Regions from separate parts of the Mus musculus genome. Here region 1 is linked to region 2. The links are chromatin loops, found by intact Hi-C in ENCODE. Cell type or tissue: left cerebral cortex. All regions are shown on one strand. Links, peaks and the distances in the headings refer to the core of each region. The heading gives the core; the rest is flanking DNA. Region 1 has its middle 70 kb from the start of Atp6v1g3. Region 2 has its middle 150 kb from the start of Atp6v1g3.

Region 1 (13,111 bases), core at 3,426-11,425, 76 kb before region 2:
GGATGCCTGAGGTTGCCCCATGACATTCACTAGCCGTTCAGATTTCCTGAGGATGTTCCACGGCAAAGGTGACACTAGAATTGGCTTTTCTCAGGTGCTCACCAGAAAAGTGAGCAACGTGTTTGGAAAACCAGGGTCCTGGTGATAGAAGCAACCAAAAGCAGAGGCTATACAAGAAAACACACACACACACACACACACACACACACAATTGAGTTGCAAAAGGTTCCATATGTGTGAAATTAATTCAATGTTTTTTTTAGAAATAACACTACCCAATGTTTTTATTGAAATGTCTATTACATTAACTGCATTTTCCCTCATAAGGTGGTTTATATTTCATACTAAGGGAATGAATTTAGAGCCATACCAGCCTGGGTTTGGGACTTGACATTGCCAATTACAAGCTATGCAACTCAGAACATGGTTCTTCAAATCTCTCAATTTCAGTTTCTGTTTTAAAGCAATCATAACAACAACGTTTTAGATTGAAGAAGACCAGGGCAGGAACTTCAGCTCAAGAGTAGAAGACTTGCTCAGCAGATAGGATGCCCTGCTTTGATCCCTAGCATAGAAACCATAGATACAACTCAGTAAGACTATTGGCATGATGTTCTTAGCACAGGTCAGAACCTTCTTAAGTACCTAGTTAACTGACAACTACATTCAGATATCTATGCCGGTTACTTTAGAAAGATCTTTCTGTTAGAAGACTTGCTACTAACAGCTCACAGTGCATACATTCTGCAGTTTGTTGTTGTTAAACGAATCCTTACCCACTGGGGTCTTCACTGAGTTAAAATCGGATAATCTGTAAGTGAACTGGAACATTGAAACACTGAAAACATTCATTTCAAAGAAATACGTTTACCCGGAGTCATTCAGTCTTGTATTATACACTTTGCCACTGACTTCCCAAGAGCAATTGCACAAGTTGCTACTGGGTTGGCCCAATGCTTCTAAAAAACATTCATCACAATTATCTTTCAATGTATATACAGGGCTGTCTCTGCCCTTTAGTGGTTCCTGGGTATAGTTGGCTTATTTGCTAAGGGATCATTGGGTAGTAACTGCTATAAAATATTCCCTTACAAATCAATCAGAAAAAAAAGACATAGTCTCTGTTACAGACCTTTGGCTGCAAGCACCCACAGTTCAAGGTCTTAATTTTCAAGCAACTTAAAGTGTTTAGCATGAGGTATCTTTCTACAGCATGAGTTTGGCTTCGAGGACACTCTTTTAGCCTAATGTATAGAATAAATTACTTACCTAGTAGCAGCATTTAAGAGTAACTTCCCTCTGTATCTTCCACCTTTATTGCTAGCTCTCCATCTTCATATAGACATTGCTTCTCAATAAGAATATGATAATATTAAATATTTTGATCATTCTCATTTGTTTGAATTATATAGAAAATATATTTGTTTAAATTAGGAGATTCAGGAAAGTCTAGGGTCTATCCTTTATCACTTTCAAGTGCCCTCAATATTTCTTCTGAGGAATTTTATAAAGCACTACAAATTCTCTTCTGACTCCTAGTACTCAAATGAAAGAGTCTTATTTAAGCATTCTCATTTAAAATGATTGCTTTGAACTTTATATGCCCCAGTACAAGGAAATGCCAGGGCCAAAAAGTGGGAGTGGGTGGGTAGAGGAATGGGGGGGAGGGTATGGGGGACTTTTGGGATAGCATTGGAAATGTGAATGAGGAAAATAGCTAATTTTAAAAAATTAAAAAATTAAAAAATTAAAAAAATAAAATGATTGCTTTGTTTTAATATATCCATGTCAATATTAATGTGATATACTTCTATTTTAAAAAACAATCTAAACTAACCTGTAAATTTAAGATACTTCTTTCATTGAATACAAATGCATTCCAAGTGTAAGACAGTCAGTCTGCCCATTTACACAGGAGTGAGACTGTATTCAATATTTCCTAGAGTTTTAAGAAATACAGTGTTAATTGTTAAGAGGTAAAGGGGAGTAGCTTCGTTGGTAAAGCATTTGCCATTCAAGCCTAATGACCTGAGGTCTATCTTTAGAAGCTATGTTATAAAAATAAAAAATCAGAAGCAGAAAAACAAATAATTGGGCATGGCAGCATTCACTTGTAATCCTGGCTCTGAGGTGGTAGAAATGAGCTTGCTGGCCAAATAACTTGGATTGTTAGGTGAGTTGTGGACCCTTAATCATCAGGGAAATGCAAATCAAAACAACCCGGAGATTCCACCTCACACCAGTCAGAATGGCTAAGATCAAAAATTCAGGTGACAGCAGATGCTGGCGTGGATGTGGAGAAAGAGGAACACTCCTCCATTGTTGGTGGGATTGCAGGCTTGTACAACCACTCTGGAAATCAGTCTGGCAGTCCCTCAGAAAATAGGACATAGTACTACCGGAGGATCCAGCAATACCTCTCCTGGGCATGTATCCAGAAGATGCCCCAACTGGTAAGAAGGACACATGCTCCACTATGTTCATAGCAGCCTTATTTATAATAGCCAGAAGCTGGAAAGAACCCAGATGCCCCTCAACAGAGGAATGGATACAGAAAATGTGGTACATCTACACAATGGAGTACTACTCAGCTATTAAAAAGAATGAATTTATGAAATTCCTAGCCAAATGGATGGACCTGGAGGGCATCATCCTGAGTGAGGTAACACATTCACAAAGGAACTCACACAATATGTACTCACTGATAAGTGGATATTAGCCCCAAACCTAGGATTCCCAAGATATAAGGTATAATTTGCTAAACACATGAAACTCAAGAAGAATGAAGACTGAAGTGTGGACACTTTGCCCCTCCTTAGAATTGGGAACAAAACACCCATGGAAGGAGTTACAGAGACAAAGTTTGGAGCTGAGATGAAAGGATGGACCATGTAGAGACTGCCATATCCAGGGATCCACCCCATAATCAGCATTCAAACGCTGACACCATTGCATACCCTAGCAAGATTTTATCGAAAGGACCCAGATGTAGCTGTCTCTTGTGAGACTATGCCGGGGCCTAGCAAACACAGAAGTGGATGCTCACAGTCAGCTAATGGATGGATCACAGGGCTCCCAATGGAGGAGCTAGAGAAAGAACCCAAGGAGCTAAAGGGATCTGCAACCCTATAGGTGGAACAACATTATGAACTAACCAGTACCCCGGAGCTCTTGACTCTAGCTGCATATGTATCAAAAGATGGCCTAGTCGGCCATCACTGGAAAGAGAGGCTCATTGGACACGCAAACTTTATATGCCCCAGGTACAGGGGAACGCCAGGGCCAAAAAGGGTGAGTGGGTGGGTAGGGGGAGTGGGGGTGGGTGGGTATAGGAGGGACTTTTGGTATAGCATTGGAAATGTAAATGAGCTAAATACCTAATAAAAAATGGAAAAAAAAAAGAAAAAGAAAATGGCAGACAGCACTTGAGGATTGATTGGTACTTGATGTTGCTCTCTGACCTACACACACACACACACACACACACACACACACACACATACACACACACACACAAACACACCCCCACACACACAAACACACACACACAAACACACACACACATACACACACACAAAAACACACCCCACACACACAAACACACACACACAAACACACACACACGCACGCACGCACGCACGCTATTTCACATTTTAGATTATCAAAATCTTCCACTGTTTTTAACAAAATGCTTCATATTCTGTCTGATTCTGAGTTAGTTTGTGACTCTATTGGATGAAGTCATGAGAATGTCAACATCTTTTCAAGACAGCTCTGCTATTTCTAGGGAGCTAGATTCATCCACTTGATCCCAAACAGTTTTCTCCTATGTCTAACAACAGGAAGTGTGGGGAGCCGCCCTCACATTCGCCGTTACAAGATGGCGCTGACATCCTGTGTTCTAAGTGGTAAATAAATAATCTGTGCATGTGCCAAGGGTAGTTCTCCACCCCATGTGCTCTGCCTTCCCCGTGATGACAACTCGGCCGATGGGCTGCAGCCAATCAGGGAGTGACACGTCCTAGGTGGAGGATAATTCTCCTTAAAAGGGACGGGGTTTCGCCATTCTCTCTCTTGCTCTGGCTCTTGCACTCTTGCTCCTGAAGATGTAAGCAATAAAGTTTTGCCGCAGAAGATTCTGGTTTGCTGCGTCTTTCCTGGCCGGTCGCGAACGCGTGTAAGAAGGAAGAAGTAAGAGGGAACCATATCTCATCTTATACCTAGGAGTCACACACACTACATTGATGAGCATCTCATTTGCAGAACTTTGCCACATTGTCACTTGGCCCATTTGGAAATGTAGTCTGTATTTTGTTTGTTTGTGTTTCAGAAAAGGTCTCACTGTAACATAGACTGGCTATGAACCACCATTCAGCCAAAGATAACATTGAACTTCTGATCCTCCTGTGCCTACTTACTCCCCGATCCAGTTTAGGCATGTGCTTCTCTGCCTAGTTTATGAAGTGCCAGGGGTTGAACCCAGGGCTCTGTTCATGCCAACCAAACACCGTATCAACTAGGTCCTTAGAGATGCAGTCTTTACTGTTGCTTTGGGAACTGTCAGGAGATAGATAATCACATTATCTGGCAACACAGCATCTGGCAACAGAAACATTGCAGCTTTAAATACCAAAAGATAAATAGCATAAAAATCTTAAATACTTAATTTTGATAAGTCCTCACATTATTTTAACTCCAAATGTAATAAAAATGGAGTCAATGGAGCTGATAGTGGATTGTGTGAATGCTGGAAACTGGAAATGCCAGTTGAGTCCATTTCTCTTATTAGTCTCAGACTTCTGTCCTTCTGTCATTCGTGCCTCTGAGCCTCAACATCAGTCAGCGTATCACTTACTTTATTGGTTCCCAATTTCCTTTATAATAATGAAGATCAAAGAAACAAGCATGGGGGATAATACTTTAAAAGGCAGGCCAACTCGACATGTAAGTAACCACAATGATGGAAGGCATACATCTTAAAGAAAGGACCATCTGTGGCTCGTTCATGTCCTGAGGCGTTCCACACTCAGCCTTCAAAAATGATAAGAACTCAACAGAACAAGTCTCCCAGCTTGTGGGCTCAACTCATGCATCATAAAGTTGCACTATAAAGTGATATTTCTCCAGCTAACCTTCTGCTACCAAATGAACGCTCTTCTTCCCCATGCTGTGTCCCATGTCTGCAAGTGTGTGACATATAAAGTATGGAAAAGAAGAAGCAGTAGGACTTGGATGTATGTGAAGGGAGACGAAGGATTCCAGTCATCTGCTAGACACGGAGGACTGAGTGTGAGGAATGAGGGTGATGTTTTCTGGGGAAGCATCAGAAACAAAATCACTGTTGAAGAAAATATTCTTAACAAGTCACTTCAGCAAAAAGCTTTTCACTCACCAATTTTGGAACAAGCGCACACTGTTATTATTTATTAATGTGGTGATACTTAATTACAAAGTTAAAATTATAGTGTCTGATAAATGTAAAAAATAATACTATGTTAGGGAACTAAAAGCTTACACATCAAGTGTTAGGGACAGCACTTTAGATGATGCTTTTAGGGCTCTGGCATTTTTCTCTTTTCCTTTAGAGTAGAAGGTAGTGATCGGTGCTGAGGTGGGTAGGTCTGGATGCAGGCACCCAGGTGTGGCAAGATGTGGCTCCTTGTTACCAGGTGGGAAAAGGGCGCGGCAGATGGAACACTTAATGCATTTTCAATGATCTCTTCATTTTTTTTTTTTTGTCTTTCTGTGACCTTTCCAAATAACCCCGAGAAGAAATGACACAATCATTGTGCCTTCTTCTTTTATGATAGATGCACTTCTTGAATTATAGTCAACCTACTGTATCGTTCTTTATCGCACCCTTTAGTCTTTTTAAGTGTATTGTAGACCTTCAGTACTAATGTCTTCAAAATTAGTATCTTACGGTGTCCCCAAATTAAGCAATTCTCTACATGTTCATCTGGCACATGGTACTACCACCCTCTCACTCTCTGCAGCCAGTTACCACCTTCTTAAGTCTGTTTGTTTTGGCACACACACACTTCCAGACCCCAAATCAGATGCCTCTGGCTTATAATGTGTATCCTGAAGTGGAGATTCCCCAACCCCTCGGGACAACCAAACCTTCCCTCTTTACTCTGGCAACTCTTAGGACAGTCCCCTCAAAGGGCCATTTACTTCCTTGTTTGTTCCTTCTCCAGCTTCTATTTTCTAAGTGAGACTTCAAAACCCCCATGTGCCCATCCTCACTAAAACCTCCAGAGTTATTTCCATTGATAGCTGCAACCCAGTTCTCAACCCCTTTGCTTGCCTGTCATCCTGTAAGGGCTGAGAGCTCCTATCTCTCTGGCCCATTGGCTCTCACTTTCTTAGGTGGGTCATATTTTGTTTGTCTTGATTCTGTGATAAATACCCTGACAAAAGCAACCCAAGGAAGGAAGGAAGGGCCGAGGCTTATTCTGACTCTCACTGCTAGGCTGCTGTCCATCACGGTGGATGAGTCACAGGAGCAGGAGCATGAGGGAGTGAGTCACTTTGTTTCCTTAGTCAAGAAGCAGAGGACAGCAAGCACATGTTATCTTGTACACAATCTAGGATCCCAGCCACTTCGTAGTCCTACCTCTATGAACCAGATCTTCTCATCTCAAGGAATGCAATCAAGATAACTCTCCACAGGTATGCCCAGCGGGCCATCTCCCAGATGATTCTAGATGTAACCCCCTTCCATATCCTGCACAATTTACACCATTTTAGAGAAATCTTCTGTTAGCACCAGGAAAGTATCAAGACCCAGACTTAGTAGATAAAATTACTCAAGTCTGATGGGAATTACCAACTCTCTGAGGACTTGTGAAAAATCAATTTTGAGTTGTATGGATTTACATGCGAACCAGGCAACTGTAGTTAGAAACTGAACTAAAATAGTGTTCTAAAGAGAACATAGCTATAAGAAAAAAAGCACTTGGGTTTAAGGAGTAGTCCTTTCATTCATATCTTTATTACCCCAAGAAGTCTATTTTATTACATCCAGAGACACTTTTCTTTTCTGTAAGGACATGCAGATAATGTCACAAGTATGAGTTTATTGTAAGCATGACATAAAACAATTGTGTGCCTGGGCTATGGCAGCAACTCAGTGGCCCTGGAATGCGGTTTTGTCTGTCTCTCTTATTCTCATGTTAGGCTTCACACGTTTGTTGCTTAAGAGTGTTCTAACCCCTTCCCCACCAGAGAAAGGCACTAGTCTACCACACCGTGGCTAGATAAGTTATGGTAACAGCGGTTTCCAGTCTTTCTATTAAAAGAGATTTGTCAAAGTCACCATACCCAGTTTAACTTGGGCACTGATTCACTGCCAGCATGAACAAGAGAAAGAAAAGAAAGAAACAAGGAAGGAGAGGGGGAAGGGAGGGAGAAACAAAGGAAGAAACGAAGGAAGGAAGGGAAGGGAAAATCATCTGATGGGATGGTTTAACCTTTCAAATATCTGAGCATTCTCTGGAGAAGTCAAGTGGTCTAAGAATATGCTTGTTCATTCATTCATTCATTCATTCACTCAACAAACATACTAAAGGTCCCAAGCACATATGAAGGACAGCAAGCACATAGGAAAGGTACCAAGCACTGTTGTCCGTACAGACCCTGCAATGGAACAAAGAAAAGATAAATTACTCCAATCCAGTGGATCTTACTCTGTTCACTCTCTTACCTAGAACCAAATCACATTTATCTATCCCCTGAAATGATAAGCTTGGGTTGAGAGCCCTGTGATTCCCTGCATGGCTTGGAGCTTCGACTGCTTCTCTAACGCCTTGGTTTCCAAGCCTGAGTGCCTGTGATAGTTGTTGGACACAGTACTGCCTGAGGATACTACCTTACTTTGAGTCTCTCGGCATAGTTAACTACCCCCAACAGGCATGAGTAGAAAGGCTGAGTTATGGGTATATCTTTTATGACTCTCAGCTAATCATAGCCATCAAACTTCTTCAAGTCACAGGCGACCAGCTAATGAGACCCCATTCAAAACAGCAAAGCCCACCTGGAATCAGTTAAGCTGTTTGGGGACCCACTTCCTGTTTCCTGAGCATCAACATCCCCTGATTATGAGCACAGCCCTCAATCACAGGATCCCAGTGTGCAGACTGTTCTTGGCTCCAATAAAGTCTGCTAGAGTTCAATGTGGCTAATATTTTAATTCTCATATGTTAAGGTCCTAGCATGTCCAAGCCGCAATTCCGTGACAATATTAAACGGGCTGTCCTATCATGTCAACTAGACTATCCCTTGTCGACTTCAGATTTGTCACTTGAATATTTAAAAACCAGACTAAGAGGAGATGAAAACTTTAGAACAGGTCCACACCAGCTTTGTTTCTCTAACTCAGTGATGGGTTAAGGTTTTCTAGCTCACGGATGGGATCTGAACACCAAGCTGGTAGGTATGAGGGACATTGCAATGGCACAGATTTCTGTTCCTGTACTCCAAAAATAACCAAGCATTCCTGCAAGGTCAACTATCAGATCCGAATCCTACCCCGATTCAAATGAAATCTATTTTCTCCCAAGCATCCGCCTAACATCACTCTGGCTATCCACATTGATGTCCTAATGCGTCTATTTGTTTCAAATGATTCATCTTTATACAGTTCAGTGCATTCACTACGATAGGGAGCATTGTCAAGCAGGTGGCCGTGAGGCTCATTCTCTGAAGGCTAAAGAAAACCTTTTTTTTTTTTTTTTTTTTTTTTTTTGTTATTCATACTCCGGTATCCAGGTTACATCTTGATAATTACTTTAAAAACTAAGAGTAAAAAATGGCAGATGGAATGTTGTTGCTTTTCTTTCTCCTCCTCTTCTCCCTTTATGTCTTCACATTGTCAGGATGGCTCCATCCATTTAGATGGCAAGGCGGGCTCTGAATGAAGGCAGACCTGCACTTCCTCAGTCATCTCTCCAGTTCAATTACAGAGCTTTAGCGGGGCTAATTAGCATTCTTCAGAGCGGGAGCTCTTTGAGTGACAGGTAACCATGGAGAGTCACACTCTGGGTGATCAGCAAGAATCTAGCATTTCTTTTTAATTAAAAATTAGAAAAGCCTTGAAGAAAAAGCTGAGCGTTTACTGCCGTGTGCCGCTGCTGGTCCACGGTCGCTGCTGGGTAGAGGATAGCAATGGTGTCAGAGGGAAGTGGGGACCGTTTCAAAGGGAATCCAGGAGGATACCACAATAGTCTGAAACGGGGAAAAAATGTTTATCCTTCACTCTGACAACGGACACCGGAAAGAAAGCATGGAAAGACAAAAGATCGGGAGTTCTCCTCATATTACTCTGCTATCCCCTTCAGAGTTTGAAAAATAACGTTGTACTCAATAACAATATTTTTTTTCTGCCCGTCAAATGTTAGATTTAGCGCTTTGGCATAGCATTTGCAGTTATATAAATGATCCATGTTTAGTAACCACTGATTGGATGGGGATGGGAAATGTAATAGCCAACTACAAATATTAACAATTGTTTCAGTCCTGAGAATATGCAAAGGCCCTTTAGTGTGCAAGCACCTCGCCTGCTCCGACCGAGCACTTGAGACAGCAGAGAGTCTTTCCAGTGGAGTGACTACCAGGTCCGAGAGGTGAGTGAGGAACGGTCAGCTTAGCTCAGTAGCCCACGTGTGGGGAAAAAGTAAAGAGAAATCCTGGAACATGTTTAAAGCACTCCATAATCCCCCTACTCAAAAGCACGTAAGTGAACAATCTGGATGATCAGAGTTCGTTTTTATTTTTTCCCAAACTGAAAAGAAAAGGTTATATTTTCTTTCTGCTCATATCCATCTTATTATTTTTAAATTTAATTTCAACCTGCCTCTCCCTTTCCTGTTTTTACCCAAAAGTAGAATTGTAAAAAAACATTCTGTGGTGTTATTTCTGGCCAGTATCAAGCCAGGAAGCTCTTGCAATCTTGAGGGAGTGCCTGATCCTGAGAGCTTGCCAGCCTTCCTCCAGCTAGGTGGAAGAAAACAAAGACACTCGATACTCTATGACTTCTTCCTCAGCGCTTGTGGATGCTCGCTTACTTTGGGAAGATTCACAGCAATAGCGAATGATGAGAATAAGTTGCATTAATTCACAGGCACATGCGTCCTGGTTCCCCTTCTGAAAACTAGTGGGTTGGTTTTTTTTAAGGTAAAAGTTGAATGAAGAAACAGATGTTAACTCCAAAAGTCTTTCTCCTGCAATATGTAGCAATGGGCATTCCCCATCAAACTGCTCATGGAACACTCCTTATAGCCATGCTCTTTAAAATAACCCCTCAACTTTTGAGATTTACACAAAACTAAATTTTACTCCATAGCAGTATTCTCCTCTCAAAATTCAAAAATCTAACCTCAATAAATTTAGCTTATGATTTGCTTTTGATGTAAAAGCAAGTGGGAAAATTTTAAAAACTTAAGTTCCATAAATTTCAAACATAATTTTTTTTCAGAAATTATTTTATAGCTAATAGAATTCTACTGGAGGAGGAAGGGCCATTCTCACACAGGAGCATCAGTCTCCAGTCTGAGCAACTTCACTCTGCAGGGTATTCTGTTTCACCAGTTATGTAGCTGTGTCCAGCTGTCATCCATGGTATTGACTACTTCTGTGGTTGTGATCTATTGTGGGTATATAAATATATAACATATGCATTGCTTTTTTTCTTCCTGATAGTGAATGAAATCGTTAGATTTTTTCCTGAATAAGCAGAAAACACTATACATTTTTAAACAAATCCATTAAAATAATCAGTGTCCTCCCTCCATACTGAGTGCATTTGGCATCTTGAACTACATGGCCATTTCTAGCTAATGTTAAAAGAAATATATTGAATTATTGGAAACTTAGAACTGTTTTCACCCAAATTCAATTCTGAGCATCTACAGATTGGTCAATTTGAACCCTTATGCCTATGGGTTTTTTTTTCTTTCTTCTAGTGTGTATGGACACCATTGAAATAAAAGAGAAAACTTGCAAGAATGAGCCACTTTACAACATTTCATATTTAATTAGAGAAGACGAGCCAGGAGGGCTGCTGACACGGTGCCAGAGAATATTTCTAATTGCTTTACATCTTCCTACTTCGTGATGATGTCTCCTCTAGTGGGAGAAAAAAAATAAATCAGTTAATAATTACAGGTACTACCATTTTTTTTTTCAGAAACAGTCAACACCCCTCAGTCAGCTAGCTCGGACCTCAGTGTGGTGAGCTGTGCTTAGTCTCCTGGATACTATTGTTTAGATTTTCCTCATTGATTCCCAACACTTACATAAAGTCAAACACATCAGGCCTCCTGCTGATGGAGGTTAATCTGCTCACTGTACAGATGAAGGACAGGTCACAGCGAGGCTTCTGGCCCTTACTCACTAGCTTCTCCATGAGAAGTAGAACTCAGCTCCCCCATGAACACGCTTTGCTTTTGGGTTCCTGCCATTCCCTGGGGCTGTTCGTTAGATTCCACACAGACTTCTCATGACATGACTCACACTTGACTCACAGAGTCTACAAAGAGCACAAAAGCCAGCTGACCACATCCTGCCACGCACACCCCTTTAACAGTCCCAAGCCCTCTCTTTCTAAGTCACTGCCCTGGGAAGACGGTATTATACCCAATCTGATAGGTACTTACTTCCTTGTGCTATTGCTCTGACGGTCTCAGGGCATTTTGCAAACACTCTGCATTCACCTTTACCTCACCGGAAGAAAATCCTCTTTGTGCAGGGAAAAATACATTGGTCTTAGGTAGCTTCTACTTTCTGGTTTGTCCCTAGTCTGTCTGATATGTGTTTATGTATGCTGCCTAATGTCTAAGTGTTTGGCTCATGTCTCTCACTGGAGCGGGGGAGGGGGGGTATAAGAGATACTTTACAGAAATCTTTAGCAAAGTTTTATAAGCAAAAATATCACAGAGTTCAACTGAGCCATGTGACAGACAATACTGCCAACATACCGTGTATCAAACAATATCTCTATGCTGTTTCCAACATTTATGGCAAGTATTTGTAGCATAAGGTCTCTTTTGACATATTTGCTGTTTTCAACAAATGATTATCATAACACAAACACACACACACACACTGTTCTCTGGGTCAGGGGCATGGAACAGTACATAATTTAAGATTACAGCTATGCACTAGTGTAGGTTGTAAAAGGTGATTATATTGGAAATCCAAAGCAAATAAAGTTGGGTGTTCTTTTGTTCTCTTAAATCAAGTTAAGCAAGCAGGCCAAGTACACAGTAGGATGGCAGTCATAGTATTATATGACCTCAAGGTGTATTGTTAACTCAGGGGACAGGGGCTTACTGGCCTCAACCGTACACAACACACAACTAAGGAATTCTGTGAGAGAGTAAAAGAAATAGTCTCAGAGAAGAAAAATAGGTAAAGAAATAAACCAATTGATTATCTAATACCAAATGCCCGACCCTGAAAACATATGTATACAAGTAATATTATATAGGCTGAGTAGGTTGTATTCATTTATATACATGATATATAATATTCATTTCTATATGAATATTATATGTAAATGAATATATTCATATGTAATGCATAAATATGCCAACTCTTCATCATATGCAATGATTTTAACCAGTTGTTGCATAACCTCAGTGCCTATGAAATTACTGATTTTAACTTCCTAAACCCTCTCCTGCTGAACACATCACAAAGGCTGCCTGTTAGACTTACGTGTGCCCTCTACTCCTGCACTGTAGCAAATCTGAAAAATGGATTTTCCATTGAGTATTACTGCTCTGTTTTTTTTTTTAATTCAGCCACCAGTAGAGAGATTGAAACAAATGTATAGGCTCAAAAGATCAAATAGACTATGAAGCACAGAAACCCAAGACAATATGGGCAATGAGTAATAAAATTTGAGATGTAGAGACACCACTTGGGTAGATCAAATTTTGTAAGTTCAACCCAGAAACAACCACAAGAGACTCATCAGACTTGCTAAAGGTGAGGTGTCAGCTAGTGAACACCCTCAGATCTGTTACAGACTTTTATCCCACCTTACTCAGCTGAATAAATTCTAGCCCAGGTCATTTTCTTTACTCAAACCCTGGAGCGCCTTCAG
Region 2 (13,111 bases), core at 2,037-10,036:
GTTGAATCCCCAACACCTATGTAAAAGTCTCGGTGAAGGAGTATCCTAAGGCTAAGGAAGTAGAGAAGGACGAACACTGGAGCTCACAGGCCAGTCAGATTAGCCTAATCAGTCAACAGAAGATTCCAGTAAATAGCCATGCCTGTCCTTCTCATTAAGGTATAGCTAACATTTGTGTGTATGTGTATAAAGGACTATTTGCTTTGTTGTCATGATTGAAATAAAATTCAGGGGGATAGAAGCCAGGGGGGATGACTGTAGGGAAAACATTCAAGGCTGATATCTGGCCACACACACGCACACAAGTATACTTACACACATATACATACACATACATGCACATGTGTTCACATGCATGCACATGCACACACACACACTCATACATGCTCACCTACACACACACCAAGGAAGCACAGCTGCCAGGTTCAAATGATATAGTGGAAATAAGATGTCTTGGTAGAGGCAGTTGTAGCATGAACCACATAACAAGGTTATTTAACCTGCTCTGCCAAGTCAGAAACAAAGACTCTCTCCAGGTCAAGCTCCATAATCCAAGGCTCATGTCTGGCATCTTTTGCTCTGCCTGCTCATTTTCCTAACATAGTCACTTAAGAATAATAAAATAATTTAGCTTGCTGATTGAGCTGTGGTTGTGAGAATGCAACACTTGCCAGCTGACTGCTCATTAAATTATTTGCCCATGTGCTTAGTTTTTATTGGGTTAATAGTGAGCACTAGTAACACAATAGAAGCTAGAATATATGAATAAATAAAACACAGGCTGAGGTCTTCCCATGAGCCAGATGTTGAATAGAAGCAGGTTATGTACAATGAGAACATGATTGAGAGATACAAAGGCATAAAATAAACAGTCAATCTCAGGGTAAGCTTCCATACAGATGGAAGAATGAGCTAGGTTAATAAGGATAAGCAGAGCTGTCAACTGGAGAACAAACAGGGATCAGAGAGACCAGGACTTGTGGCCAGGCCTAGTGGATAGGCTTGCAGCATCTGGAAGGCTAAAGAAGAAAAGTGCCTGTTGTATGAGCGTATCCTGGGTCTTATAGTGAGTTCCAGGCTAGCCTGGGATATCATATGAAAATTTGTGGTGAAGACTAATAAAAAAGCAAAGAGGTAGAAATAAAATAAAATGAAAGGAAAACATTGTTGGCTCAGAAAAGAGAAACAGTTACCACACTTGTGTTAAAAAGGATACTAACATAGTCTCTGCCACTTATGAATGTTCAGTGTCTTCTTGACAATGGGACATGGAGGTGGCATTTGCATTGGAGGAAAGACTTGAGGAGAAAAAGAGAGTAGATTCACAATTATTGATATATGTGTATCCTAACACACGCTGATTAACTAGTAATTAACTAGTCTAGAAGTTGGCTGTTCAAGAGAAAAGAGAGTCTAGAATACTCAGCTTTTATCACCGTGTGACTTGACTAATGGTAGTATGAACCACAACAACCAAGAAGATGAGAGGCGGCCATTCTTTTTTAAAAAAATTAGGTGTTAGGCTTACCTCTATAGTAACACAACCACACTCACAAGATTATACATCACTTTTATTTTAGACTCTGTGGGTCTTTATGTGGGTTTTCATAATCTATTGGCTTAATTCTTGGCACAGACTACATGTTTATGTAAAGATGGGAAGAGGAGAAGAGGAAGTGGAAAGGAAATAAGAGAAAGAAGGAGGGTAAAAGAAGGAAGGGATGGAGAGAAAGAGGGAAGGGGGAGAGAGAGAGAGGGAGGAATGGAAACTAAGAGGTTATCCAGTCATCAGAGATGTGTATAGGTTTACAAATAAAATCATTAGTATGGTCCACAAATTTGATTTGCAAATTACAGAATCAGCAGTGCTCAGTAATTAGATCTTTAACCCTTCCGTGCCAACATAGAGACTTTTCAACCAATAAATTACTTCTAGTTGAAAGGGTAAATTTGGCATAAACTTTTATATGTTTCTAGTGACTATATATCTGCATTATTGGTATCTAAGGTTGTATCTGCAATTGAAACATTATTCTGTTTATTTTGGAGCATCCCAAAGCTTAATAGCAAACGTACAGTTCCTTACGTGGATTCCTATAGAGAACACTATAGCCAGTGTTTAAATATCACGTTTACAGAGTACCATTTCAGGGGTAAGATATAACCATTCAGAAAATTGCAGACAGGCTGACAGATGGAGAAACGACTCCCTGGCACTGAAGTTTCTAGGACTTACAACAAAAGCATGCACACTGCAGTCAAGCAGTGACTGTTCACTTGTCGACTCACTCGATGGCGAAGACTAAGATCATCCTCAGAATCTGGATGCTAACATTATGAGCAATTTTGAATAAAAACACCTAAAATTACTGGCATCTAAAATATCACAGGAAGAAATGGAGAAAAGAGAAAAAAAATGAGTTGGATTTTTTTGTTGTTGGTTTTTTTTGGTTTTTTGTTTTGTTTTTTTTTTTAAAAGAGCCACCATATCCTTTAATATGTAGTGTCAAATGTAATTTAACACTTAACACAATTTGTCTGTAACAGGGGCCTGGCTTAATGCAAGATGATTGGCATAGTCTCTCCCTATTTCATCCATTGTGATGTTCTTCAATTGCCTGTGCGTCTCTTAATCAAAAGAGGAGTTCTGCACCACCTTTGGATATCAAAGGCAAAGGTTTCTATTGCTATTACTGAATCAAAGAACTATTCTTTGAAGAACCTAAGGTGAAACATTGAAAAATCCTTCTGGGAGGCAGATGGAAAATGCCACGTGTGCTTCCCCCACGTATCCGGTGCCATCCATCAAAAGACTAATGAAAACACGGGCCCACACTCACTTGCTATGCGTATTCATTTCTCCTATTATTTTCCTGCATTTTCTGTGTGGTCACTGGTCTTCCTCACTCGGAGTAGAGCTGGACTAAGGAAACCTGCCAGGGTCTGATTAATGAGTCAGGTGAGACAGTGACCCCTGAAATACTTTCATTTCAATAAGCCTTTTATGCTAAGGAGCCAGACCAGGGTGTGAGAGGCATCCTCACAGAAGAGCTAAAGGTACATTACACACGAATAATGATGAGATTTCCTGCAATACAGAGTGTGCTGTCTGTGGCCGTAATGTCACTAGGTGAAAGTTATTTAATTACTTTGTTCTGGCAACCCAAGCCTTTTTGGTTCAAAGGAAGACATTTATAAAGCCTAGTGGGAATTAAGGTATTAACACATGTTCCAGTTCTCTAAAGCTCAATTCTGTGAAACTAAATAATTATGAAATTCACATCATAAATGACTCGACAATTTTATTTTAACTAGAGCCAATAAAGGGTCTGTTTCCTTTTTTTAAAAAAAATTCTTTTTTTTTAAGATAGCAACTACCCATCTGAAAACAGAAGTTGTTAGCCTGCTCCTTGGATTAACATCTGGTAGCATTTTCATCTTTTGCAAACTAGTAAAATGTTATAGTATTTTTGACAGTGGGAGGTTCAGTGCCAGGAGAAATTTTATCAGTACAAAGAGACTACAAAATGGGTTTCTTACTGGGCCACAGGGTTTCTTAATCCTTATCTTACAGCACAAAAAAACTCACTGTAGGGAAGATGCTATTTGCTTGTAATTTCTCTAAGAATTAATTTAGGCAGAGGTTAGTGGCAAAGAATGGAATATAACTATTCCCATTTACTGTGTTAATGCAGAGAATGAAACCTGCCATTGTAATGTTTTGGTTATTGAAAGACTTCATGGGCACTGCTACCTTTCTGGAATAGCCTCACACTCTCAATCAATCAATTACATCAATCTTGTAACAGATCGCATTTATCATTCATTGATTTAATTTTCAAACAATGCTAATTTTTATTACTCTGTGATATGCAAAGACAAACACAGTAAATAGCATCAGTAAGCTTTTTACGTGGGACCTGAAAACCTATCAGGACCACCGAGTCAAGCTCCTTCCCGGGACTTGATAGCATATTCTGTAGAGCAAAACTGCTCTAACAACAGAGGTGGACACTGAGCAGTGTGGGGCCCGAAGTCCAGCTTTGGGTGTGGCAACCTTGAGTTGTCTTCTCATCCTGACACTTTACAAGTTGTAGATTTACTCTCAAATCTTCTGAAGTCACATGCATCCACTTTCTCATTGGTAAAACTGGGCAATTTAGATGTGAAGACCAGATAATTTATAAAAAAGCAATCAGCATACATTGAGCTTCAGTAAGTGCTTGTTCCTGTAGGTGGCACTATATGAAGTTTCAAGTGGAAGGACATTTAAAATATCAACCTCCTGGGATAGACAGATGGTTCAGTAGTGAAACTGCCCACTATGAAAACATTCAGACCCGAGTTGAAATCCCCAGAACCCACATTGAGGGTGGGGTTGAGGTGGCACAGTGACACATGCTTTGAAGGCCAGCAAAGGGGAATTTGAGGTCGTCAACTACTGTAGCTCATCCGTCAGCCAGCCTAGGCCAATTGATGCTTCAGGATCTCTGACAAACCTTGTCTCAAAAGATGAAGACACACACATATGCCTGCTCATGTACAGGCACATACGTACACCACACAGACCTGCATGTGCACCCACATCCACATGTGCACACACGTACTAAGAAATATTATATGCTACATAAAACACACACACAAAATTTCAGCCTCCTTATAGATCTTGAGCAAAAAGATGGTAGGTATACACACACAAAACAAGTTAATATTTGAGCAGGGGTATAAAATACAAAAGCAAAAAAGGAAAAAGTCTCCTGGGTTTTGGAAGCCTCTGTATTCAAATAAATGATTAATCAAGAACATCAAAGCATAGATTACTTATCCAAGGACAAGGAAGGTCAGGCCCAGTCAGTGCTATGAATAAAGAGCTAGAGTTAATTAGACCAGACTCATGGGCTGTGTTATAGAAACAACTTATCAGTTAAAGAAAAGGAGCAGGAAGAGGAAGAGGAGGAGGAAAAGAAAGAAGAAGGAAAGAAAGAAAAAAGAGAGAGATGTCATCCTTTCTACGAATCAGAAACTAGTAAAGTCTCGAATAAGGAACAGAATGGTGCCCCACGTTCAGCATGTCCCGCTATTTTCCACATGAAGAGACTCGCCTATGCAGGTCTCAGGCATACATCAAAGAATAGTTTTCATTCTACTGTTATTACAATATTATAATTGCCCCTCCTGTTGGAGCCTACTGTGTGTTCTTTGTTTGCAGTGTTACTGAAGCGTCCCAATTCCAGAAGGAAACAGAAGCTAAGGGAGAGAGATGTCACATCCCGATTCTCCCTACTAAGTGTATGAGCTCTCTGCAGGTCTGTCCAAGTACCTTCTGAGTCACAGATGTATTTCCAAGTCTTTCCCTTAAGGTTCTATCAAATTAGAGCCCCTAAGACATCTACAAAGTACAAGACTTATTTTTTTAATGAAAAGATATCTGAATTTTCCCACCAACAATATGTGTGCATTGCTACAATTGTATACACCACAGTCAAAGATGCATTTTTAATAAAAGGAAGTGCCCGAAAATACAGTTGTGTCTAGCAATAAAGAAGACCACAGTAATGAGTGAAATATTCACTTCAGGAACACACATTTTAGTTTCCTTCAGAACACCACTATGAACAGTAATATGGCTTGAGCCTAAAGCCTTATCAAATCCAGAAATCTATGATGACAAATCCCTTCCATGTCACATCAATAGGAGTAAAACTTCATTCACTGATTGCACAATACAGATAGAAAGTATTTGTCTTTCAAGCCTTGAGCAGGGAGAAAGGCCTACAAAATTTAGTTTATTCTGGAAAATTAAGAAGATCCTGTACTTCTATTGTTTTGTTGTTCTTAGGGTGTGTGCAGGAGTCAGTGTGTGTTTGTGTGTCTGTCTGTGTGTGTTTATGCATGTGTATGTGCATGTACGTGTGTGCATGTGTGTGTATGTGTGTGCATGTGTGTGTATAGGTGTGTGTATACATGTGTGTGTTTGCATCTGCTTGAGCCCAGAGGACATTATCTTAGGTATGATTCTTCAGTCATAGACCACTTCTTTTTTTCAAACAGTTTCTCACTGGCCCACGTTTTGGCAAATTTGCAGGGCTGACTAGCACCTACCATATCCAGTTGTTAGAGCACAGGTTTATGTCTCTGGATGTAAGTAATCTCTAGAATACACTTTAGTATGTGGGACATTTATGTGTCTGTTTTATATACTTATTCAAGCCTCAGGGGTCTGCCTGTGGTTTCCCGGAATTAAACTGAGGTCCTTCTACTTGCAAGGCCATCACTACCAACTGATCTCCAACTGAGCTATCGCACCAGCCCTCCAGTGTGCTTTCCTAGTAACTGTGTCTTACACAAGAAAAGAAGAGTTCCCTGATTGTGGCTCTGCCTTTCCTGGATGGGCCCCTCTGAGTGATCTGTCTAACCCAGCAAAGTTTCCACATCTTGCAACTCACTTAGAGTCAGCACAGATTAGCTTTTTGTTAAATAAATCTTTGGAGTTATATATATAAGTGAAAATGTTTGTATAACGGATGATAATTGAAATATATTGGCTGGCTACCATATGCCAAGTGATGAAAGAAATCCCTTTCCCTGAACGAGTTTATTTAATACTTTCAATAAATTTTGGTGGTGCATACCAGGTGAGAAAACTTGAGGTTAGAGAAATTAAATCACTCCCCCAAGGTCATGTCACTGATACACAGTGAAACTGAGACCTGACCTAGGCCATCTGGCTCCAGAAGCCCTCTTCTTAATTAGAACCCTTCGAACAGCTCCCCTCAACACAGGAAGGAAATCTCATCATTAAAGCACTGTGGGAACTGTTTAATGATAAACATCAAATGAGTTCCGAACGAAGTGGATTTTTAAATTAATCAACACTGAGACAACATCTTATAGTGTCTTTAACTCAAAGGGAATGTTTGTGTGTGAGTTGAATTTTTCAAAGACCATTAATTTGAGTCCAAAATACATATTCAAACTCTTGCATTTTCAATATTGATTTATATCACTATAAGCAGAAGCAAAGAAAATAACCACATGGATTAACCATGACCTAATTATGTTACTTTGTTCCCTGCAGAAACTTTCCATCTTAATTATTAGCTTTTCACTAGACTACAGACACCCCCATCTATCCTTATTTATCCTCATGATACACATTTATAAATCCACTGATAATAGCAGTGTGTATTGAAATCTATCACATTCCACACAGCACACAAGCCCAAGGCTTCCCAAATTGTTTTAAGACAAAAATGGTCCACGTGCAGTAATTAGCTATGCCAAGACAAAAGGCCTCGCCAAACAAGTAAGTTGGTACAATTAGTTGCTGACCAGGTTTCCTTTTTTACTGAACAATTTCTCAAAGCTATTAATATGGTTGCCAGTATGTATGCTAAGCCACTGCAAGAAGGGGATTCAGCAAAGTGGCCTTTCCCACATGTATTTGGTCATGGAGACTTCAGTTGTTAGATTACATATTTATGTCTCCTGGAGGCAATTGCTAGAACACATTCAAGTACATGGGACTTGAATGCATCTGTTTTAAGTATACTTTTTAAGGCTAGGTACCACCATCTTTGTTATGCCACTGAAACTTAAGCTAGAAATAGTTAAAGTTTTCCTGAGGTTGCAGCTCTGATGTGGCTGTGGATTCTAACTCAGTCCAAGTCAGGGCAAACTGTTCTGCTCCTGCCATCACACATGCTTGCCTCATCAGGAAAAGTAGCAAGAATCTCCTAAAAGAATCTCCTAGCCAAGCACAGTGGTGATACCCTTAATACCCAGCACTTCTGGAAACAGTGGCAAGCAGATCTATGTGAGTTCAAGACTAGCCGCAGATCTATGTGAGTTCAAGACTAGCCGCGTCTACATAGGCAGTTCCAGGCCATGCAGGACTACATAGTGAGACCCAGTTTCAAAAATAGGACAGGCTGCTTGAAGACTTCCAGCCCTCTGTTTCCAGGACTTCTTATCTGGAGCAGAAAGCTCCACATCTGGATGCAAAGAAAAGAACAATCTCTGAGTAGTTACCTTGATAGTCTATCTACTTCCTCTTCCTGTCCCACTTATACAGGTAAAATCATCCCACTCGTTTGACATCTGACTCTGAGATGAAGGATTCTAGACAATGGAAAGTCTGGGACCACCAAATGATGCATACCAAAATCCCTTTCAAAGAGCCAGTGTATTCCTGAGAAACATCCGAGCGCGCACACACAAATTTCTTCCCAAGAATGGGGATTCCTGGACCTGTGTCCCACACTCAGAACATTCCCGTTCATAATGAAGCCTCAGTGACCCACAATACAACCCCATTTCCTTTGAGTTGTGGTGATGGTTGGTTTGTTAGTCTGTTTGTTTTGTTTTGTTTTGTTTTGTTTTGTTTTGTTTTGTTTTGTTTTGTTTTGTTTTGTTTCAGTTTAACAAAAGCTAGAGTCATCTGGGAAGAGGGAAACTTGATTGATAAATTGCCTCCAAAGGATTGCCTGTAGGTGAATCTATGGGCCCGTTTCTTGATTAATGATGGTGGGAGGTCCCAGGTTACTATGGGTGGTGCCTCCCCAAGGTAAGTCATCCTAGTAAGTATTAGAAAGCAGGCTGAGCAAGCTATGAGGAGGAGAAGGCCAGATGAGCAGACTCCTTCGTGATCTCCACTTCAGTTTCTGCCTGCAGGTTCTTGCTTTGGTTCCTGGGCTGTTGTCCATCAGTGATAGACGAAGGCAACCTAGATGCATGAGTGTTGTCCCTTAGAATAGAGCATTCACTGCTAAATGGAAGCCTTCCTCTTTTCTACTGTGCTCAGAAACGGACTATGTCCAAACTCTCCTCATTTCTGCAGTTTCCATCTTATCTAACATAATAACCACATACATTTGTTGAGCTTGCATTGTGTTAGATGATCCACCTCTCCTCCAAACTCAGGAACAACTCTACTAGGTGTGCAAAGAAAAGGATTGTCCTAACACTTCTGGTTGGGTTAATCCAAGATTAAATGTAATTGAGAAATGGCAAGCGTTAAACTGCTTCACTCCATTCTATGATTCTTTAGTATTGTTTAACTCAAAGATAAGTGTGGCATGAGATTTATTAAAGTTTGTACAAACTTAAAACTGTAAGAGCAGTGACTCCCCCAGTGAAGCAATGTTCTGGTCACTTCTATGCATACAAGTAACACGATTCATCTCAATCAAGTAGTTCTGTGGCCCAGGATTATACACAGTTTGCACCATTCGCTCCGTGTTCATCCACCTCAGCACTCTCTCATGTTGCCACTGGTGGATTTACTTCAGCCAGACAGATGAAGTTCTTTCCAAACTGCAAGGTAACAAAAGCCAGACCTTAAACATTATGTCATAAAGTAAGTATTTTTCCTCTTCTGTTTCATGACATCACCATTTAAAGGGGTGGCATTTCTTGTTTTCTACTCTGATCTGTCCTGTGCTTCTGAGATTTTGACAGTAAAGTCCTTTGAACTTCGACAGACAGTGAAGGCTGGCAAAACATTCATGTAGCCAAACTAAACACACATTCATTTCCAAACTGCTCGTTTTGGGGTAATCTTTTAAAGATATATGGCTTGTAATACAAGCCACAAAAACAGAAAACAGAAACCATGCACTGCCTTTAAAATAAGAACATAAAACATTTCAAAAATACCTTGTATGCAGTATTTTGTACTTTACCGGACTTCGATGTGCATAGCATCCAATCAAGTGCCTGGAACTGAGGGTCAGGCAGATTGTGCTAACCACCAGCACTAGTCCCTGTATTATTAATAGCTGATAAGTGGAACCAAAAGGAAACTTATTTTGTCGATGGTGTTGCTGTTGTTTTGTTTTGCTTTGCTTTGTTTTGTGTTTCTGTCAGACTACCAGAGATTAAAAACAAACAACAAACAAGCAAACCAGTGAAACGGCTCCAGAGGATGGAGAGGAATAACAGCTGCATCCAGTCCCAGCCTGATGAAAGTGGACAGTCTGTGCTCCGGGCCACTCACAGACATAAGTGCTAGAGTGGCAGTGTTAGTTGGGAGAGGAAATGGGAAATACAAAGAGAAGTCAGAGATTCTCAGAGTCCCCACAAAAAGCTCTGTATTTTACTAATAGATTCTCTACTGTCAAGCACACAGAGAGCTTTAGCAATAGAGTCACATCCAAATATAAGTGCTTGCTGTTTGATGATAATTATTTTCTTCATTGACCCAAGAAAAACATGCAATCTGTTAATGATAACCCAAGTCTAATTACATAACTAGTAGGCTTCAATTGGAGACTACTTACATAATGTTAAACACCATAAAGATGAGGATAGAACTCATTTCTCCCAAGAATCTGCCTAAGCCACATAAACCTGAAAAATAAAGCAAAGGCTTTTTATTGGTGGGTGTTCAGACAAATAAAAACTGGAATATTTAATATGAAAGAAAACATGACTGTTTCTTCCAGGGAACAGACTTCTTTTGGTAAGGAATGAACAGAATGGGAGCAAGTGTGGAATGGGCAGTACAAGAAAGAGGTTTTGCTTTTTGGTGAGATTTGGAAAGATGACATCAGCCCCCTGGTTGTTCTACAGTGACACTTCCAGTTACTGCTAACAGAATGGGAAACAGCATCTTATACCAAGCTTCTAGTTTCATGAGTTGATTAGAAAAATGGGAAGGAAAAACCTGAAGGATAATCCAAATCATAAAGAGACAGAGGACAAGTCAGAGAGATAGAATGAGATAGACATGGTTTTTAGGTGGAACAAGAGAAATGCTTATTTTCTGAGGAGATGATAAGCTACTAACGAATACAAATATATCACAGTGTTGCGTGTACTGTAAAGTGTAGCTCTTAACTTGTTGAACCCCTTTAAATTGTGGCTGGTGTATCGGCCAGCTTTCACATTCTATATCAAAACATCTGACACATAAATGGCTCAGCACGAGGAAAGCCTTATTGTGGTCCAGGGCTTCAGGGAATTTATCTGTGGTCCTTTGGCTCTATTGTTTCTAGGACTCTGCTGCTGCAGGGCAGCATGGTTGAAGGGGATGGCAAAGGAAAGCTGCTCACACCATGGCATTCCAGGAAGCACAAAGGGGGAGGAAATAGAGAGGGAGACAGAGATAGAAGAGAGGGAGATGGAGAGGAAGGAAGAGAAAAAAATCCCAATATCCTGTTCAAAGGACTATGCAGATTGCCCTTCTTCCAACTCAGCCACATTTCCTAAACTTTACACCACCTCTCAATTGTGAGACAGCTTGGCAACCAAGCCTTTAGTATATGGTCTTTCAGGGACATTTCAGAACCAGTCATGACATAATGTAACCAAAAAAAGTATTTCTATGGTGCTATAAGTTTTTTATAGATAGCAAAAGTAACTATTAAAACTGGATTCCATGACAAGTAAGGTCTTCCTCCACCTGGGTTTTGCTTCTTTAAACTTTTGCCTGTATTCTAGGTATCATGATGTACCTGTCAACATATATACATTATAGCTGAGGAGAACTGTGATGGAAATATTTAATTTGGAGTGTCATCAATCTGGACAAAATCACAGTGATAGAAATGCCACCGTATCACATGCATGGAAATTTTAAAAAATATTAATTACCCCACAAATGGATGAGAGTAATAAGGAATTGAATAATAAGAAAAAGAGTTCTGAGGAGAGCCAGACAGCCAGGAGTAGTGGCTGAGACAGGAGGATGGTCATTAGTTCAAAATCATCCTGGAAAACACAATGAATTCCAGACGAGCTTAAGATACAGTGTTAGATCTTGTCTCAAACAAAGATAGTGGGAGTGGGGAGAGTAACTCTGGAAAAATATAGAAATTAACAACACAAAGAAGAACCATGGACACTTAGGCACAGATAGATTGCCTGATGAAGAGTCCCCTAAGGCTAAGATCCAGACTTGGTTGACAAAGGCATGGTCATGGTTTTCTAAATGACGGAGAAGTCACCATAGTGCCCTCCTGGTGGAACATGCAAGAAACCAACCCTCCAAGGTGGCAAGGAGTATAGAGATATACCTCTTAATAAGCCAACCAAATGGGTGTTTGTTTACTATTGGAAAAACTAACACGCCTTTAAGACTCAGAGTTGTAATATGCCTGCATAGAAGTAGCTATGTGCTTTATCAACATGAGAAACAGGAAGCAAAGGCCTGTCTTCCTGTAATGTTTCACCACTGCCCTCTGCTATCAAAGTCTAACGTTGTGACAGCTGACAATCAATCAATCAATCAATAAATCAATAAATCAATAAATAAATAAATAAATAAATAAATAAATAACAAAATGGACCAAGATCCTTTCACTAGAGCAAGCAATGAATTGAAAGTGCTAATAATGTCACAAGTGACACTGTCAACTTGTTTGTTCACTTTCTCCACACATCTGTGTTTGCATGTGCATTTAAATTATAGTTTGTCAACAAAATGACTTCATATTTCTCTCTTACAGGAGATGTCTGTCTTGGATTTACAATGTTTTATTCTTTCCCCAAGATGAGAAGTACCACCTAGCCATTATATTATCACTACCTTTACTAATTAGTCCCTGTATTCATTTATAACCACATTGGAAATTCTACTTCATAAAGACTATAGTATAAAATCAACATTCACCATTTTTACATAAAATAAAAATGTATAGGAAAACAAAGAAAAATTGCAAACAAATACAAATAACAGATGTATGAAGAAAAGAAAGCCTAGAAACCAGATTGTTCCTAAACCTGGTCCTGATTTTTTGGTTGCTATTTATAGCTCCTTTCTTTAGAGTCTCTTCTAGTCTTTCCTTATCTGTAAGCAAATGTTAGTTGACCACAGGTCTTTGCCTGATGGAGTGATCCAAAGCTTATTACAATGGATCAGTCCTTCTGTCTCCAGCTTTGTGGCCATTGTTGTGTTTTTTTTTTCTTCTCACTTCTAATGAAAGATGGAGATACTGAGAACTCCTTAAAGAGTTCCATGAGCTCAGAACATTATCCTCTTAGAACCCACTCTGTAACGCAGCTCAGCCTGTCCTTATTGGTCACATGGAATCACCAGGACTTGTTTTCACTTACTTAGTGGTTCAGCAACCATAGAGCTGCAAAGATCCAGGTGACCAGTTTCAAAGTC

The links. A loop is a pair of places that touch in the nucleus more often than their neighbours do. Peaks named below come from ENCODE experiments on the same cell type or tissue, not always from the same donor. Only the 100,000 strongest peaks of a DNase experiment are listed, where the experiment ranks them.
Region 1: it touches region 2 in a loop (6-fold over the local background); 2 of 42 quality-filtered maps call a loop at or near these places.

Annotation. Positions count from the first base shown.
Region 1 is chr1:138,337,133-138,350,243 of GRCm38, forward strand. No RefSeq gene overlaps it. Among named protein-coding and RNA genes, the nearest start is that of Atp6v1g3, 70 kb to the left of the region's middle. In left cerebral cortex, for the core only: no CTCF peak of the experiment used is centred there; DNase peaks (open chromatin) are centred at 6,528, 9,032 and 9,494; H3K4me3 peaks cover 362 bases.
Region 2 is chr1:138,414,505-138,427,615 of GRCm38, forward strand. No RefSeq gene overlaps it. Among named protein-coding and RNA genes, the nearest start is that of Atp6v1g3, 150 kb to the left of the region's middle. In left cerebral cortex, for the core only: a CTCF peak has its summit at 4,229 (motif pointing right); a DNase peak (open chromatin) is centred at 4,202.